Regions from separate parts of the Homo sapiens genome. Here region 2 is linked to region 1. A link is an interaction called in ENCODE POLR2A ChIA-PET data of the cell type or tissue named here. Cell type or tissue: PC-3. All regions are shown on one strand. Each heading gives the region's core, and the rest is flanking DNA. Links, peaks and the distances in the headings are about the cores only.

Evidence for each region. Peaks named below come from ENCODE experiments on the same cell type or tissue, not always from the same donor. Only the 100,000 strongest peaks of a DNase experiment are listed, where the experiment ranks them.
Region 2: POLR2A ChIA-PET joins it to region 1 with 5 read pairs; 2 of 35 experiments call an interaction of 5 or more read pairs at or near these places.

Annotation. Positions count from the first base shown.
Region 1 is chr10:77,372,541-77,380,495 of GRCh38, forward strand. All of the region lies in intron 2 of KCNMA1 (potassium calcium-activated channel subfamily M alpha 1), which reads right to left. KCNMA1-AS3 (KCNMA1 antisense RNA 3) reads left to right here. Exons shown (of 6, transcript NR_126365.1): 4 at 307-407; 5 at 1,157-1,295; 6 at 3,889-4,073. Among named protein-coding and RNA genes, the nearest start is that of KCNMA1-AS3, 26 kb to the left of the region's middle. RefSeq lists an enhancer at 3,334-4,533. In PC-3, for the core only: a CTCF peak has its summit at 5,583; a DNase peak (open chromatin) is centred at 3,451.
Region 2 is chr10:77,263,735-77,271,689 of GRCh38, forward strand. The region is part of intron 2 of KCNMA1 (potassium calcium-activated channel subfamily M alpha 1); the gene reads right to left. Among named protein-coding and RNA genes, the nearest start is that of KCNMA1-AS3, 83 kb to the right of the region's middle. In PC-3, for the core only: no CTCF peak of the experiment used is centred there; no DNase peak of the experiment used is centred there.

The sequences.
Region 1 (7,955 bases), core at 934-5,933:
CGCAGTCCTTTGCTCTTGCCTGCCACAGCCATTGCCAAATGTTGGTGCAATTGTTTGCCCACACCTGTTTTTCCCTTGGATGCCAAGGTCTTCCGGATCCAGGATTGTGTGATCTTCTTCCATGCGCTTGCCTGGTTCCCCAAGTCATAACTGGACATAATTAGTCTGGTGGAGAAGGCAAGTATTATGGCCCTCATTTTTCCAATGAGAAAATGGAAGCAAGGCACCAGGCTCCCTGCATGCAGCAGAGAGATGGAAGAGGAAGAGAGGAGCAGCTTGGGTGAGAAGACTTGGTTCTATTAGCAGGGGTCAAGCAATGGAATGGAAATGTGTCATGTCCTTTCAAGGTCATCTGTGGAGCAATGTTTAACAGCCTGCCCAAGAAATATTTAATTACCTAGAGGAAAGTAAGTACCTTTGTTGACTTGATATTTGCTACCAACTAAATAGCCAGATTATGTGAAGTTACACATTAATGTGTAGGATTTTGCCTAGTAGAAATACAAATGTTTTCTGTTCAGGAGAAAAGATAATCTCAAAGTTTATTAATTGACTCCCGTGTAGGACATTAACCAGTTTTGTTTCTAATTTAGCAATCTCATTCCAACACTCTTCCTCCAGTGCCTATGTAAACTCATGCTGCCATCTTGTTGGTTTCCTCATTAATGAGCTAAATGCATTTTTGACATGTCCACATTCTAGATTTGTATGAGTCACAATTTTAACTTTTTGAAAATTATACTTTGCCACCCAGGTGCCACCAACTCTGGGAGTGTGAGCAAGTCCCTCCCTCCCCTCTTCTGGACTCAGTTTCTTCAACAGTAACATGAGGGCGTAGGTCTGCATGGGAAATTACAAGCCCCAGGAATATTTGATTTTAAGCCTGAATCTTAAAAAGAATAATTTCCTCATAGGGTTGAACATCTTACGGAGTTATTTTCCAAAATAACAACAATAATGGGACAGTGCTTCATACCTGGGGCTAAGTATTTTAATTCTCACATAATGAGATGGGGCTATTGTTCCTAGCTCTATTACAGGTGAGGTTAGGAAAGCTGAAACAGTATTTTTTTTAACGAGGAGACACTATGTTTGTCCTTCCACTCATGTTTCCTTCCATTCTTCTTTTCACCTGTCTGGTCATCCATGTTTCCAGTCATCCATCCCACTGATGCAAAAAGAAGGTGGTTTCCATTTTCACTCTGGATCTATCTAATTGACTATTTAATTGATGTGGACTTTAGTAGAGGCAGTGATTGCTTCCAGTTGGTGGGCCCAGGAAGACTGTGAAAAAGGTACCACTTTCAGCTTGACCCTGAAGGTTCAAGCAGAATTATTTAGGGATAGGTTGAAGAAGCATCTTTGCCTGAAGGAACCATGGCAGGGACACCAGAAGACAAAGGAGGGAGACATGCACAGTGACCAGTGGGTGGTTATGGCTGTGGGAAGGGTGGATAATGGGAGATGAGATGAAAAAGATTGATTGGTCTTGGCATATGTCAATGGCTGATTGAGAATCTTAAGTTTCCTTGATCTGAAGCCCTGTCCACAATCACCCAGACTCTGAGTACTTCATGTGGTAGTAAGAGGCAGAGACAAACCCTTCCCCAGGTGCCCTGATCTGGCCAAGCCTGGGCGCTCTGACTACCAGAGTCCTGAACTCTTAGAAGGGAGAGCTGCAAACAACCATGGCGGGAATCTACTCCAGCCTCCCTTCCCGAACATGTGGGCCTGAGCTAATTTAAGCTAGTCTGAGCTCACTTTGCAAGCAGTTGTCACAAGGTGCTACATCAAAAGACTCCCAAGGCCCAAATATTTAACAACCAGAACACTCCCTCCATCCATCAGTTTGGTAATTCTATCCACACAAAAAAACTATTGGGGTTTCATTTCTGGCCTGCTCATTTCTTATAAACATGCCAGGGCCATTTACAGCTCACAACTCACTGCTCTCTAAACATTTACACATTTCTCCCTCTTAACACATCCTTGGCTATTTGATTAAGTAGTAGATCACAGGGGATGGAAGGCAAGGCCTTGGCATCTTTGGGTTTTCTCCAAACCTATCTTGACATGGGTTCAATGCCAGCCTCCCCTTCCAGTAAACACAAGGATTATTGCACTCCTGGGCACAGACTTGCTGATGCCTTGGTCTTTTCTATCCCTTCTCTTGCAGTTTCTTTAGGTAGGAGGGAATACAAACCCCAAAAACAAACAGACATGAGTCCATTTTACCAGCTGGGTTTAATGGGAAAGCTGGTAGGGTTCCCCATGACCCCTAGGACTGAATGAGTGCCCACATTTCACAACACCCTGATTCCAGACAGGAAGCTTGGAGAAGTATCTATATTTGGGGGAAGGAAGCTGCCCCAGACACAGCTTCCTGGACTGTTAGCAAAGGAATCTCACACAAGGCCTAAACCAGTTTCCATACAACTTCCTTGCCTTTTGGGAAGGTGCAATCTCACAGGACTGGTGGGACTTACCCAATGCAGTCATCCAAAAACAGTTATGGCCAACACCTAAGTGCTGAGAAAAGTCAAGAGGAAGAGGAAGCCCCAAGGGCAGAGAAAGTGGTGAAGGTCACAGAAAAGGCATGGAGCTGTGGCACCATTGGCGGGGGACAGCTAGAGTCCAGGCACAGAGCTAAAACTGGGTATGAGCAAGGGTAGGAGAGGGGACACTGCTGAACACCCACAATGGTCCTGCTCCTGTTGGCTCTGCCTTCAATCTCAAAGGCAATTATGAATAAAGGAAAGCACACTGCCTTCAGAGTCCGACCTAAGTTTGAATCCTGGCATCTTTCCCAGCTGGCCGTATTACCCCTAGGAGCTACTCAACACTTCAGAACCTCACTTTCTTCTTCAGCAAAACAGAGGTGCAGGTATATATCTCCTAGGAGTGACAAGGGAATTCACGCGGCTGTTAATGACCTGGTGCCTGCCTGGGGCTACCAAGCAGCCACCACAAGAGTCCTCCATAATAGCATCCACCGCACTGCAGTCAGGGCAACAGCACTGCAAGCACTTCATGGACAGAGACCAAGCCTTTCCAACTTGATCTGCCATGTTTCAACACAGTGCCTCAGCCATTGAGAAAATCCTGTGACAGGCACAGACCCCCTTCAAGAAGGACTTGCTGCTCAGCTCGTGAGAGGGTTGTCAGCAGCTTCTTCAGGGCTTGCTCAGTTGCAGAGAGCTACCTGGCCAGAGGTCATGCCCTTCAGGGGCAGCCCACCTCCTCTGAGTGATGGGAGTGATGGAATAAAGGCCCATGTCAGCCCATCCCAGCACTCATTCCAGCACAATGCTGGCAGGCCATCTTGGTGCTCTTGGGGCTGGCTGTGGCTGCATCCAGCCTGCATCACGACTCAACCTCTGCACAGTCCTGCTGCCTTCCCCTCCTCCCGTGGGTATGAGCCTCCAGCACACTCAACTTCGTGTCAGAGCTTACCTTCCAAGAACCCTACCTGCAATGAACTTGGTATTTGTTGATGAGTAAATGTCTGAAACAAGATCCCCAATCTTCTAAATCCAGAGTTAAAACTCAGACAGGCCACGGTCCTTGGTCATTCTAGGTCCAAGAGGCTCTTGCTGCTGGCATGGCCAAGAGATACAGGTAAGTAAAACAGTATACTGTGGTGCTATGACCACCCAGGGGGCTGCCGTGTCCCACTCAGGAAAATCAGGTACCTAGTTGGCTTCCAAAAGAGGCTGGGGAAATTTTAAGTTGAGGTTGGGCTCTGTAGACCTTCTCCACCACTAAAGCCCCCAGGTTTATCATTTCCCGGGAGAATAGGTCCTGGGGGAGAGGGGGAGATAACAATGGAACACACCAAAAGGGAACCCTGTAATGGAACAGTGCCCACTAATGTTTATTTTATCCCAGGAGTCACAGAAGGCCTGGAATGGCTGCGATGGAGATAAAGGATGAAGGGTAGTCCCCTCAGGGTGTTATCCAAAAAGTCACCTTGGAAGAGGAAGAAACTCCTACCAATATCAGAAGAGCAACAAACATTTTTTTTTCTAGAAGATAAGTGGCTAATTTCAAAATAATTATTTTATCAACTGCCACATAAGTTTTTTTTTTTTTAATTCATTAAAAAAAAAAAATGAGGCCGGGCACAGTGGCTCATGCCTGTAATCCCAGCACTTTGGGAGGCCAAGGTGGGTGGATCACCTGAGGTCAGGTATTCAAGACCAGCTTGGTCAACATGGTGAAACCCCATCTCTACTAAAAATACAAAAATTAGCCAGGAGTCGTGGCGCATGCCTGTAATCCCAGCTACTCAGGAGGCTGAGGTGGGAGAATCACTTGAACCCAAGAGGCAGAGGTTGTAGTGAGCCGAGATCGTGCCACTGCACTCCAGCCTGGGTGACAGAGCAAGATTCCCTCTCAAAATAAATAAATACATACATACATACATACATACATACATACATACATAAAAATGAAATGCTTCCCTTTTCAAATGAGGAGTGGGAACACTTAGATTACAGTGCTAAGTTCTTTTTGTCTGTGAGGTAAGGAGAAGAGCCTGCGCCTAGGTGACCTTGGCCTGGTCAGAGATGCTGGGACAGCCTGGACGTGGGAAAGAAGGGATCTACGCAGGTCTGTCCACAGCACATTCCAGGGCAGCTTCCTCCCGGGCTGCTTCTGTGCCAGAACCTGCTGGCCTCAGGAGCCCCAGCTCACCTTTCACTGACCTTCAGCCCACAGGAGAACAGCATTTCCTACCTCCCCCACCTGCTGACAAGGCCTCTCTCTTTCCCACGCCAAGGACAAAGATGACCTCTGGGGGATTCCTTTTAGCTGGCTCATAAAAGGAAGAGAGATGGGCCAAAGAGAAAGAGCTGCTGGGTCCTTCCCCAACTAGAACATGGGAAATGATGATTTTCCAGTAGGGAAGTGGTGGCCAGGCAGGCAGGCGTCGACTAGATGGGTCCCTCTGGGGTGTGGTGGAAATGACCTCAACTTCAAAGAGACAGACTTCCAGAGAAGGCTGGCATTAGCATCCTGATCTGCTCTACTGAGAATCCCAAGGGTTTTGCGGAACTCTTGCTGGGCCATGAGGATACAGTCTCCTCCTGACCCCAATCCTCTAACCAAAGCAGCTAGGTTTCAGTTAGTGTACACAGAGCTCCAGGCCTCTAAGAGTGTGAAAGCCACTGCCTCAGGAGATATCCCTTGCTGGAGATCCTGGGAAGTAGAGGCTATGGAGGCAGACCACTTAATAGCTGTGCAACCCTCAGCAAGTCATTCATCCACTCTGAGCCCGAGTTCCCTCCTGTGTAAAACAGCAGTTATCACAGTGCCTAGCTCCTAGTCTGGGTGTGAGAGTTCAAGGTGAGGCCAACCAGTTGCTTCACTCCGTGCCTGGCTCATAGTGAGACCTCAGTAAATGTGAGCTATTTTCTTTCAATGAATATTTGCCCTTTCCAGCATCACAAATACATGAGCTTCCAATTCTAGGGATACAAAGACAGAGGGGCTTTATTTCTTTCAATGAGTTCAGAGAAGTCCCTAGCACTTAAACTGCTATACACTGAGAGAGTAAGCCATAGTTCTGAAAATGCTCTGTGTGCTCATTCACCTGAAGCAGCACTGGGGGTCACTGCAGCCTCAGGTGCCACCGAGCCGACAGGCCATGAAAAGAACACCCACTGACTCACTCATCTGGGTGGAATGGTTTCATGGGGACCCAGGTGAGGTGGTGAGGTTGCTGCTTTTTTATGTATTGGCTTTTTCTGCCTCCCCAATGCCCCACTTCCGTCGCAAAAGTGTCTGAGTTCTGGAGCAAAGGCTCAGCTAGGAAAAGTTTCAGATATTTTCTTTGTCTTAACCCTTCAGGGAGAGGAAGGAAAATCTGTCTCTTGCCAGGGTGAGGGCCACCAAGCGGGTTAGCTCACTCTGCCACATTCTGCATTTTCTACCTTCAACACAATGGACAGTGGGATGTCTCTCTCTTGCCATATGCATTCAAGAGAAAAGCCCTGGTTTGGGTGGGGCTCTGGTTTGGGTGGGGTTTGCATTGGGTCTACAGCCACTAGCAACTTGCTGTAGTCAAGGCAAATGACATAAGCTCTCTGATCCTCAGCTTCCTCATTGTAAAGAGAGCTCTTAGCTCCAGGTCTCATTACTTTCAGGGTATTTAGGATGTTTAGATGCCAAATAAGACAGCAGAAGGCAGAGCACCTTGACAAGCATAAAGCACTGTATGCAAACATAAAGCATGGTGCAATCTCACAGGACTGGTGGGACTTACCCAATTATAAACAAATTTATAATCACATGGCAGGAAGGGTGGAATTTCAAGATAGAATTATTATTCATTGTAAGATGACTTGTGTAATATTGTAAATGACTGCTCTTCACCCCATCCTCTGATTCAAATTAAAATCCTCATTCCATGGCCCCTACATGTACGCTCATTTTCACTGTTCAGTTACAAGCAACAAGATGAGACATTTTGACGCCCTTGGTAATTGTCTGGTTTCTAGAAGTTCTTGGTTCACAGGCCTAAGCATGTTTCATTTGATGTTTGGCACCATAGAAAACAGTGTATGTTTAATGATTTCTGTGTTAAACTGAATAATGAATAACCAGGAAAGACAACAGACCAAATAGCAACTTCTTGATACACCTGCTTGACGGAATTCTGAGCCTTTTTCCCACTCTATCAAGGACAACTGCCTAATGGAGAGTCAGAATATTTTTCTAATACAAATAAAGTAAAAAAGCAATGTAATGTTATTATCTTTTAAAGACAGAAATACTATTAAATCCTCAACCATTTTTAAATTAAAGCATAAAACCCTCTTCTACCCAATAAGCAATAAGAACTCACTTGAATTCCTTTTCACAGGCATTTAAGGGATACTAATGGGTACAGACAGAAGAGGGAAAAGTACAGAAAGGAAAACAGCAGATAAATATATAGAAGCAGAAAACAAGAGTAACAGAAGAGAAGCAGAAGAGACTAAGGAAGGCATCTAGGATGCAGTTGTGAAGAGAAAATCAGACATATGTAGGCAGAAAAGAAAACAATCAAACAAACAACAATAATAAAATTAGAACTAAAGAGAAACTTTCTTAAAGGAACCCATAATTTTGGAAGCTTATCAGTAGATTTTAAAAGTAGACTACAGATTTATGACTACAGGAGTAAAGGGTGTGTTACTCTTAGTAATTGTTTCCTTAATGACATAAAATCACATCAAGACTATATCCAGCTCATGGGCCAGCAGCTCCCCATCCCTGCCCCATAATGCTGCACTGTATTATGTTTCAATACAAAACATTTGGTGTCCACTTGGGTCAGCACCTCCATCAGACTGCCATCACTAAGGGAACTGAGCCAGCCTCCCACGTCAGTTTCCTCCCCTATGGGCTCCACTGAATGGGGATGAATGCGGTACCTACTCTCATAGTAGGGATATGAGGATTAATGAGGTGATGTAGAAAAATCACCTGGTATTGTAGGTGGCATTTAGTAAATCCTTCATAAACACTAGTGTTCATTATTAGTTGGGGTTACAAATAGTTACTCTCAGAGGGGGAAAAATGAATGAAAGTGTGTGAACAGGTTAAACAAAATATTTTGGAAATTTTATGTTGTCGTCTGAAAGTTCTTTCATGTGCATCTAAAGGCATCACACTCACTGTCACCCTCTTCACATGGTGGGTATCAATATAAAGAACATTCTTCAATTTCTGCTTGACTGCTACATCTCATTTCTGTCTCTAGGTTTCCACTGAGCCCTCCAGCTCAAGGGGCCTCCCTCCGCATGAGTCGTCTTTAGGAAGCCCAGCCTGGTCTCTAATTTTGAGAAGCATTTCCCTTATTTCAGGTCTTCATTCAGCCAGTGGTTCAACCACTGAACCACTTCAGTTTCCTTCCTTCATTTTATTCACAAAGGAATCCTTTCATCTACAGCCCCTAGCTGGGCTCCTTT
Region 2 (7,955 bases), core at 1,259-6,258, 110 kb before region 1:
ACACCAACATCGGCTGTGCAGGTGCATGCTCACATTCCTGGCACCAAACATGTCACACTCCATTTTCTCCTCTGCAGAATCGAATCTGACCATAACAATGGACTGGGCTTGCTAAGAATGATACTAGCATGCCTCTTTGTTAAGACTTTCAGTGGGTTGAAATCCAGGTCTCCAAAGAGAAAGCCCTAACCTGTCTACTTCTGACATCTCTCCTTCCTGCCCTCACCTCAGAAATAAATGGTATTTTTGTATTTACAATTGAATTCTTACAGACAAACTACCCTTCCCGAATGAAGTAGAAAGTTTCACAAGATAGCATCCCTCATGCTCAATAAATTCCCACTCCTACAGCCTGGAAAGTTGGAAGGCAGAGTCAGCAGCATAAACCTCTGCATGTGTATTCGCGCAAGTTTCGAAAGCCTGGCCCACAGCCCCTGATTCCACCTTGCTTCCTACAATGGTCTCACCATTCTCCCTCTCACCCAGTGAGGACTGGGTGATAATAATGCCTCTGTGCCCCCTCTAGCACAGGGGACCTAGAGCTCTGGCTCACTGGAGATAAACAGTCAGAAAACCACATCCTCTACATGTGTGGGGCATTTGTTTGAGGGTGGGTGGATGAGAATGTGGTCAGGTAACCCAAGCTTTCCTTCCTCCTTCAGCCTCACACTTTTGCAAACAAAAGAGAAGAAATGGAGTCTGTCTGTAGAATGTCACTTGTTATCTTCTCAAGGTCATTTTTAAAAAGGAAGATCATGTGTATGATGTTCGAGTATGCTTCATAGTTCAGCAGACCAGGCACACCAGGTACACAGTGAAAGAATTGGCAAGACAAGGGCCAGAAAATGCGTGGAGATCTTTCATTGCACAGTTTTAAGAGCTTTGACATAGTTATCAGGAAGAAATCAGAATTGAGGTGGGCTCCCTTAAGCTTACTGCATGGTTTTTCCATGTGTCAAATTTATATGTGAGGAGAACCTTCATCCTTTCAGGGTTTACGGTCTCTTGCTGTCATAACCCGCCTGCATATTTCAGCACAGCCCCAGCCTGATCACCAATTTCCATCCCTCATCCACTCCATCAGAAGATCTTTATGTGCTAGAATAAATTTCTCTTAACCTCCCACACCAGCCTACAAGTCATTCATTCATTCATTCAGTGCACAAAGTTGCTGAGTATCCACTACAGGTTCAGAGTTGACCTGGCAGGGGACACAAAACTGAAGAATGCCCTTTTTTTCTGGAACTGGAACTGGAATTTTCATTCTCGGGCAAAGCAGGATGCCAGAAGCCAGATGATGTTCATAGCATCAAAAGACTCTTTTTTTTTTTTCCTGAGACAGGGTTTCACTCTATTGCCCAGGCTAGAGTGCAGTGGCACAATCTCATCTCACTGCAACTTCTGCCTCCCAGGTTCAAGTGATTCTCCTGTCTCAGCCTCCCAAGTACCTGGGATTACAGGTGTGCACCACCACGCCCAGCTAAGTTTTGTATTTTAAGTAGAGACGGGGTTTCACCATGTTGGCCAAGCTGGTCTCAAACTCCTGACCTCAAATGATCCAACCGCCTTGGTCTCCCAAAGTGCTGGGATTACAGGCGTGAGCCACTGCACCCTGCCAGAATGTGCATTTCTAATAAGTTTCAGGTGATGCTGATGCTGCTGGTTCAGAGACCACATTTTGAGAATTACTGCTTTTAACCTTATTTATAAAAGATAAAAAGTTTATTCTTTCAAGATATTCTTTTTCTTTGAACATGGGTATAAAAACATTTTAAACTGTTTAGGTATGTGCCATTTGGACAAAATCTCTTTAATATATCTATAAAAATATACTTTGAAGGCTTCCAAAGGGGAGAAAACCGGCTGGAGCTCTTTATCTTGAATTATTGTTCAAAATCATTTTCAGAGTCTAGTTCATTGGGCTGGACAATGCCAGCAAGGTGTTTGGTTTTTAATTAAAGTTGAAATATCATCTCCATTGAAAGGTACCTCATGAATTTAACCATGATGCCATGGCTGCTAAAAACAAAACAAAACAAAACAAAACAAAAATACATAGGCTTAGGCTGGGTGCTGTGGCTCATGCCTATAATCCCAGCACTTTGGGAGGCCGAGATGGGCAGTTCACTTGAGCTCAGGAGTTCAAGACCAGCCTGGGCAACATGGTGAAATCCCATTTCTATAAAAAATACAAAAATTAGCCAGGTGCAGTGGTGGGCACCTGTAATCCCTGCTATTCAGGAGGCTGAGGCAAGAGAATCCCTTGAGCCTGGGAGGCGGAGGTTGCAGTGAGCTGAGATAGCACCACTGCACTCCAACCTGGGCAATGAGAGTGAAAACCTGCCAAAAAAAAAAAAAATACCTCGTAGGCTTAGATTTCTGAAAACATGCTTCCACCCAGAACCATAAAACTTGTAAAGGTGTGGCTGAGGAGACTTTGGGTTCCAAAGAAAGCATTCAGAAAGCACCACAAATGAAAAATAGGAGTTCATCAATATACTGTTTCCTTTATCATTAGAAAGAAACAGTGCTAAAAAAGAAGAATGTCCACATGACTTCCAAAAACAAAGGAACCCAGGGTCATGACTCTGTCTGTTTTTCCCAGCTATATCTAAGACTTAGAGGGGAGAGAACAGCTCCCTTTGTCCAGGTTCCACCCACTGCAAGAACTTTTTGGCAATAATATGACTTCTCTTGTGTGCTCTGTGCCAGCCAAACTTCGTAAGAATGCTGGCCAGCTTGGCGCACCCTCTCCAGCATTACCTATGTTTGTTATTTGAAGTTGCCATGCTAGATTTTACTTTAAATGACATTTCAAGTACACAGGGTAGTTGAATAGGTTTAAGTCTTGTTGTTTCTTTTCTTTTCTTCTATTGAATAATCAATCCATTCAGGCACAGAAAGATCAACTCTTAGGCTTCCCTAATTACCCTGAATCTGCTACTTCACCCAAGGGACCTCTTGAAAGACCCCAAGGATGCTTTAAACAAAGCACTTCTTACTCTTTATTGTAGTCATGAGTTTTCTTCTGAGTCTCTTGTCTGTGATCTCCTCCTTGAGGATGGAAAGGGTATCAATCATGGCTGTGGCCCCACCATTCACTCATTCATTTATTCAATCAATGTATATTTATTAAATGACTGCTGTATACCAAGCTTTGTGCTAAGCCTGAATATGCAGCAGAGGACCAAAGAGCCACAGCCCTTGCCCTCATGAACCTTACAGTCTGAAGTAGGGACAGACACTCAACAAATGACCCCACTAGTGAGTAAAATTTGCACATGAATTAGGAGGACTCTCCAGAGAAGGGGCAATGAGCTTTGCAGGCTGTGGAGTCTAGGGGTGTTCCATGGAAGGAGGATGAGAAGGAGTGAAGAAGATGAAGACTAACATTGCTCTCACAGAACCCAGTGCATCTAAAGCTCCTTAATGCTTCCCCCATGGATGCTTGTTGAGTGACTGGATGGACCTAGGCAGAGTTTTGCACTCAATGTGACAGACTGGGGAGGAGCTCTGTGTGGAGCAAGCGATGAAGTCCCACTGAATTCAATTGAGGGAGGACCCACTGTCTTCAAAAAGGAAGAGGCATCTCCATTCTAAAGGTGGAGCAACTGAGGCCCAGAGAGCTTAAATGCCCTGTATAAGAGGCAGAGCTTAGTCTCAAATCCAGGTCGGACTCCCTGCCTTTGTTCTTTTAATCCATGACTCCAAAGCTCCTTCCTGAATTGGTGGGTATAAATCCTCCTGTCTCTCAGAAACTTCTTCTCCACTTTCCCTTGTGAAACTCTGTTTCATCTCATCAGCTTTCCAGAGTTATTTGGTGAAAGAGCATCCAAGGCAGGAAGATTTTTCTTGGATCGCTGTGATGGCTGCACCCTCCAAAAATGGGTTCACAAAGGGTAAGCATCGGCCCCACTCATTTTCCCAAACCATAGCAACCCTCTCTTTCTCTCCAAGAAAATTTTAAGTTGCCTGCATCACTGTACATATTATTAGCATATTTTCCAATCTCATATCAGAAAAGTCTTCTAATGAGTCCCAATCTAATGTGACAATCATCCAACAATAGAATGGCTGCTGCATGTGGCACTGAGCTTTCAGTCCCTGGGGACATTTAAGTTGACACAGGAGATCACCTGCCAAGAATACCATAAAAGGAATTCCCTGTTATATCAGAATGCTGACTGATTTCTGATGGCATTTTAATAAGCCAAGAATAGACGCTTCTTGACAGTAGACCCTGCCAAGTGAATATGCCTAAGGAGACTCTACTTCCCAGTTTGCTTGATGTCCTGGAATAATTATTAAGAGCACCTCCTTTCCACTCTCACAAGTGCCCTGAGTAGATGCCAAAGAATATGGTCATCCAATTTAAGTTGCACTTGGGTCCTTGGAGAGAGGCCTAATACATCCTGACACACTGGCTGCCAAACATCCAGGAGAAGATGGGGAAGCACAGTTGAGAATCTGCAGTGCTCCTGTAGCCACTCTAGGAGAGTTTCTAGTTCTCTGTTTAGTAACCTGATATACCAGCAGGCGAACGACAATGTCTAAAACCTCCATAGTTCTGTGCCTACACACAGGCACACACACACTAAAACACACACACACAGACACTCATGCTGTTCGCAGAGTATAGGAGATTCTCCGAGAGAAGCCAGTAGCATTTCCATGCTGCTAGTGGTCTGCTGATGAGTAAGTGTTGTTTTTTTAAGGCCTTGTCTGGCATTGAACATGATTAATAAATTGCTGGAGATGATGGGGACTGCTCTACTGTGATTGAGTTACTGGAGGCTTACAAGGATGAAAACAGGGATCTCTAGATTTCAGATCAAAAGCAGTCCATAAAACACAGCCCCTCAGGTCATGGGAAGTGGCATCCGCAGGCTTCTCAAGATCGCTTCCCGGTGAAAAGAGTAAACCAGCCTCTGATCCCATACTGAACTCTAACTCACATGGGGTTCGAATGTGTCATATGCTCTCTGTACCTCAAGTAATAAAGCAGGGAGTAGTGGGAGCCCATCGCTTATGGCTACTTTTCTCAGGAAAACTTAAGACCATGCAGGATGGGCTGGCTCAATTTTGACAGAGAGGGTGTCTCTGCACTGCTACCTTAGTGCGCACAGTGATTTAATGAATACACGCCTCAGTAGTGACTGAACAAAAGCAGTCTCCAGGAGACGCTGCACCAATGCAAAGAAACACAATCCAAGCATCTTGTGGCAGAAGTCCCAGCAGTCCCCAGCCTGGGACCAAAGGAGGCCTGGCCAAGCCTTGATATAAGCTGCTTTCCCACTGCACAAGGGCAGAGTCCCCAAGTGAAGAACTGCCCCAGTTCTGGCTCAAGGAGTTGGTGGTCACTCCTTGTCTTCATTTCAGGGGCTTCTAGAAGACCCCCTTTCCCCGAAAAGTATTCTCTATCTAAGAGCCTGAAATTTCACCATTAGAGATTACTTCCTTTCAATTTTACCTTAACTCTCTTTCTTGGACTTCTTAAAAAGCACAAGGAATAAGGAGCAAATCCATACTGAGTTGTTAATGATTTCACAGGGTGATGTTGAAATGGCAGCCTACTGAATATCCACTTGGGCTGTAGGTTACAAGTGCATTTCCAAATATTCTGATTCCAAAGGTCTGATGAACAGCTTAGAACTCTGCATTTTCAACAGGCACCCTGCACCCCCATCTGCTGTAATTCTGAAGCACTTTGAGAAAGTTCATTTCAATGCACCATATCCTCTCAGGGAAAGATAACTTCATTCAGAGTTTTTAAAACCTGGATTGTCAGGTTACACCCCAGAGCAATTACATCAGCATCTCTGTGGGGAAGACCAGGTATCAGTATTTTTCTGATGTATTAGAAAAAGAAAGCTCCCCAAGTAATTCCAGTGTGCAGTCAGGGCCGTGGCCACCTGAACAGCCAATGGGTGGGATCTTAATGCTAACACAGCAGAGCAAATGGAACATGTGACTATCTCCAGGGATCTGGGCTGCCTGGGACTCAGGTCTCTGCACTGGCGAAGTGGGCAGCTACCTGGTCTTCAATGTCCCCACTTGAGTGACCCTGGAGGAGTCTTCAGTTGACTCAGTTATGGAGGAGCCCCATCTCCCCTATACAAACCCACACCTCTCCTTGAAACCACGGTGATAGGGAGGCTGCCCCAAGCTGTACCTCTGAGGAGATACAGGTAAGTAGAGGCTGGGACAGAGCCAGACCCAGACAATGATTGGCCATTTGCTGCCACTTGGATTTCAGTAGCCTGAGTTGCTTTGGCAGGCTGTTCCCTGGCTCTGTGGGGTCCCTCAAGCAAGCACAGCCCTCTCACCTCCTGCTTTTGGGCACCTCTGGGACCAGGTGCAGGATTTGGCCCTCAAGCATTGTGCTGGGTGGATAGCTGCTTCCTGCCAGTGGCAATGCAGGCCTCATTCCTTGTCAAGGAACAGGCAAGGGCAGAAGGCAGAAGTCACATATGGTTGAGAGACTCTCTAACTCCAACTAAATCCACACCATTTTTGAGCAAAATGGGGGTTGTGTTCATGTATGAGTTCCCACCAATCTCTATCCATGTGGCAATTCCATCTGCAAAACCCAAGAAATAGTGGTGCATGTTGGTCCCGGGGAACTGGGAACTGGAGTGAGCTCAGCAAGAGCCCAGAAGTCCGGGAGAACTGGTGCTTAGGATGATGGCTCAATGTCCACCCAAAACACAGCCGTTATTTCCTCTTTGTTCAAGCTCTCTTTCTTTCCTTTCTTTCCTTTCTTTCTTTTCTTTTCTTTTCTCTCTCTCTCTCTTTCTTTTTTTTTTTTCCAGGGTCTTGCTCTGTTGCCCAGGCTAGAGTGCGGTAGTGCAATGTCAGCTCACTGCAACCTCTGCCTCCTGGGTTCCAGCGGTTCTCATGCCACAGCCACTCAAGTAGCTGGGACTACAGGTGCACACCACCACACCTAGCTAATTTTTTTTTTTTTTCAGTAGAGTTGGGGTTTCACTAAGTGATTGGCCTGCCTCGGCCTCCCAAAGTGCTGGGATTACAGGCGTTGAGGCACCGTGCCTGGCCCAAGCGCTCTTTTTAGAGGCTTGAGGGTAAACTTCATCCCAGCTCCCTCTAATAGAAATATTCAAAGATTCAAGCCACATTTGTAATTTTGAATGTCCCAGTTAGCCACATTTCAAAAAAAAGAAACATATAATATTAGTGTGTAAAGTGTTTCATATTTAACCCAATATATCCAGAATATTTTTACTTCAACATGTCATTAATATTAAAAATTCCTAATGAGATACTAGAAATACTTCATGCACCTGACACCCCCACTGAAATATAACAGTGTTTCATGTGTTGCAACAATTGTTGCATCTTGTGAAAATTAGTCCTACCAAAACAACAAAGTATTGTTTAACAGACAAACATTTTATATTCCTTCAGTTTTTAGGTTTATATTTTTGTTAATTAAAGTTAAACACAAATTAAAAACTCAGTTCCTCAGTTGCACTGGCTACACTGAAGTGCCCAATGGGCACATGTTGCAAGTGGGTACCATACTGGGCAGACTGAGAATGTTTCCATCAGGGTGGAAAGTCCTTAGATCCCTTAAATAATTAGAAAAGGTCCCAACTCTCATTCTGCTGGTCCAGGCTAGAGACACTTAGAAGTGTCCTGAGTGACATGGGTGCTCTCTCGTCTCACAAAAAAGAAGCACAAGAGTTAAGGGCTAGAACAGCATAACTAGAACACCTCCCAGAGATGTGGCCTAGAGCAGGTAACTCTCAAGGCTCAGTTCCTGCCTCTGACAGAGGAGCCGAAGATGAGCATCTACCACAAAGAGGTGTAAGGATTGAGTAAGTTAATATGTTTGTAAAACACTCAAAACAGTGCCTGGCACATAGCAAGCTCTCTAGAAGTAAGTGCTAAATAAATCCCCAGTTCAATGGCTGCCAGTTGGTTGCCAGACACTC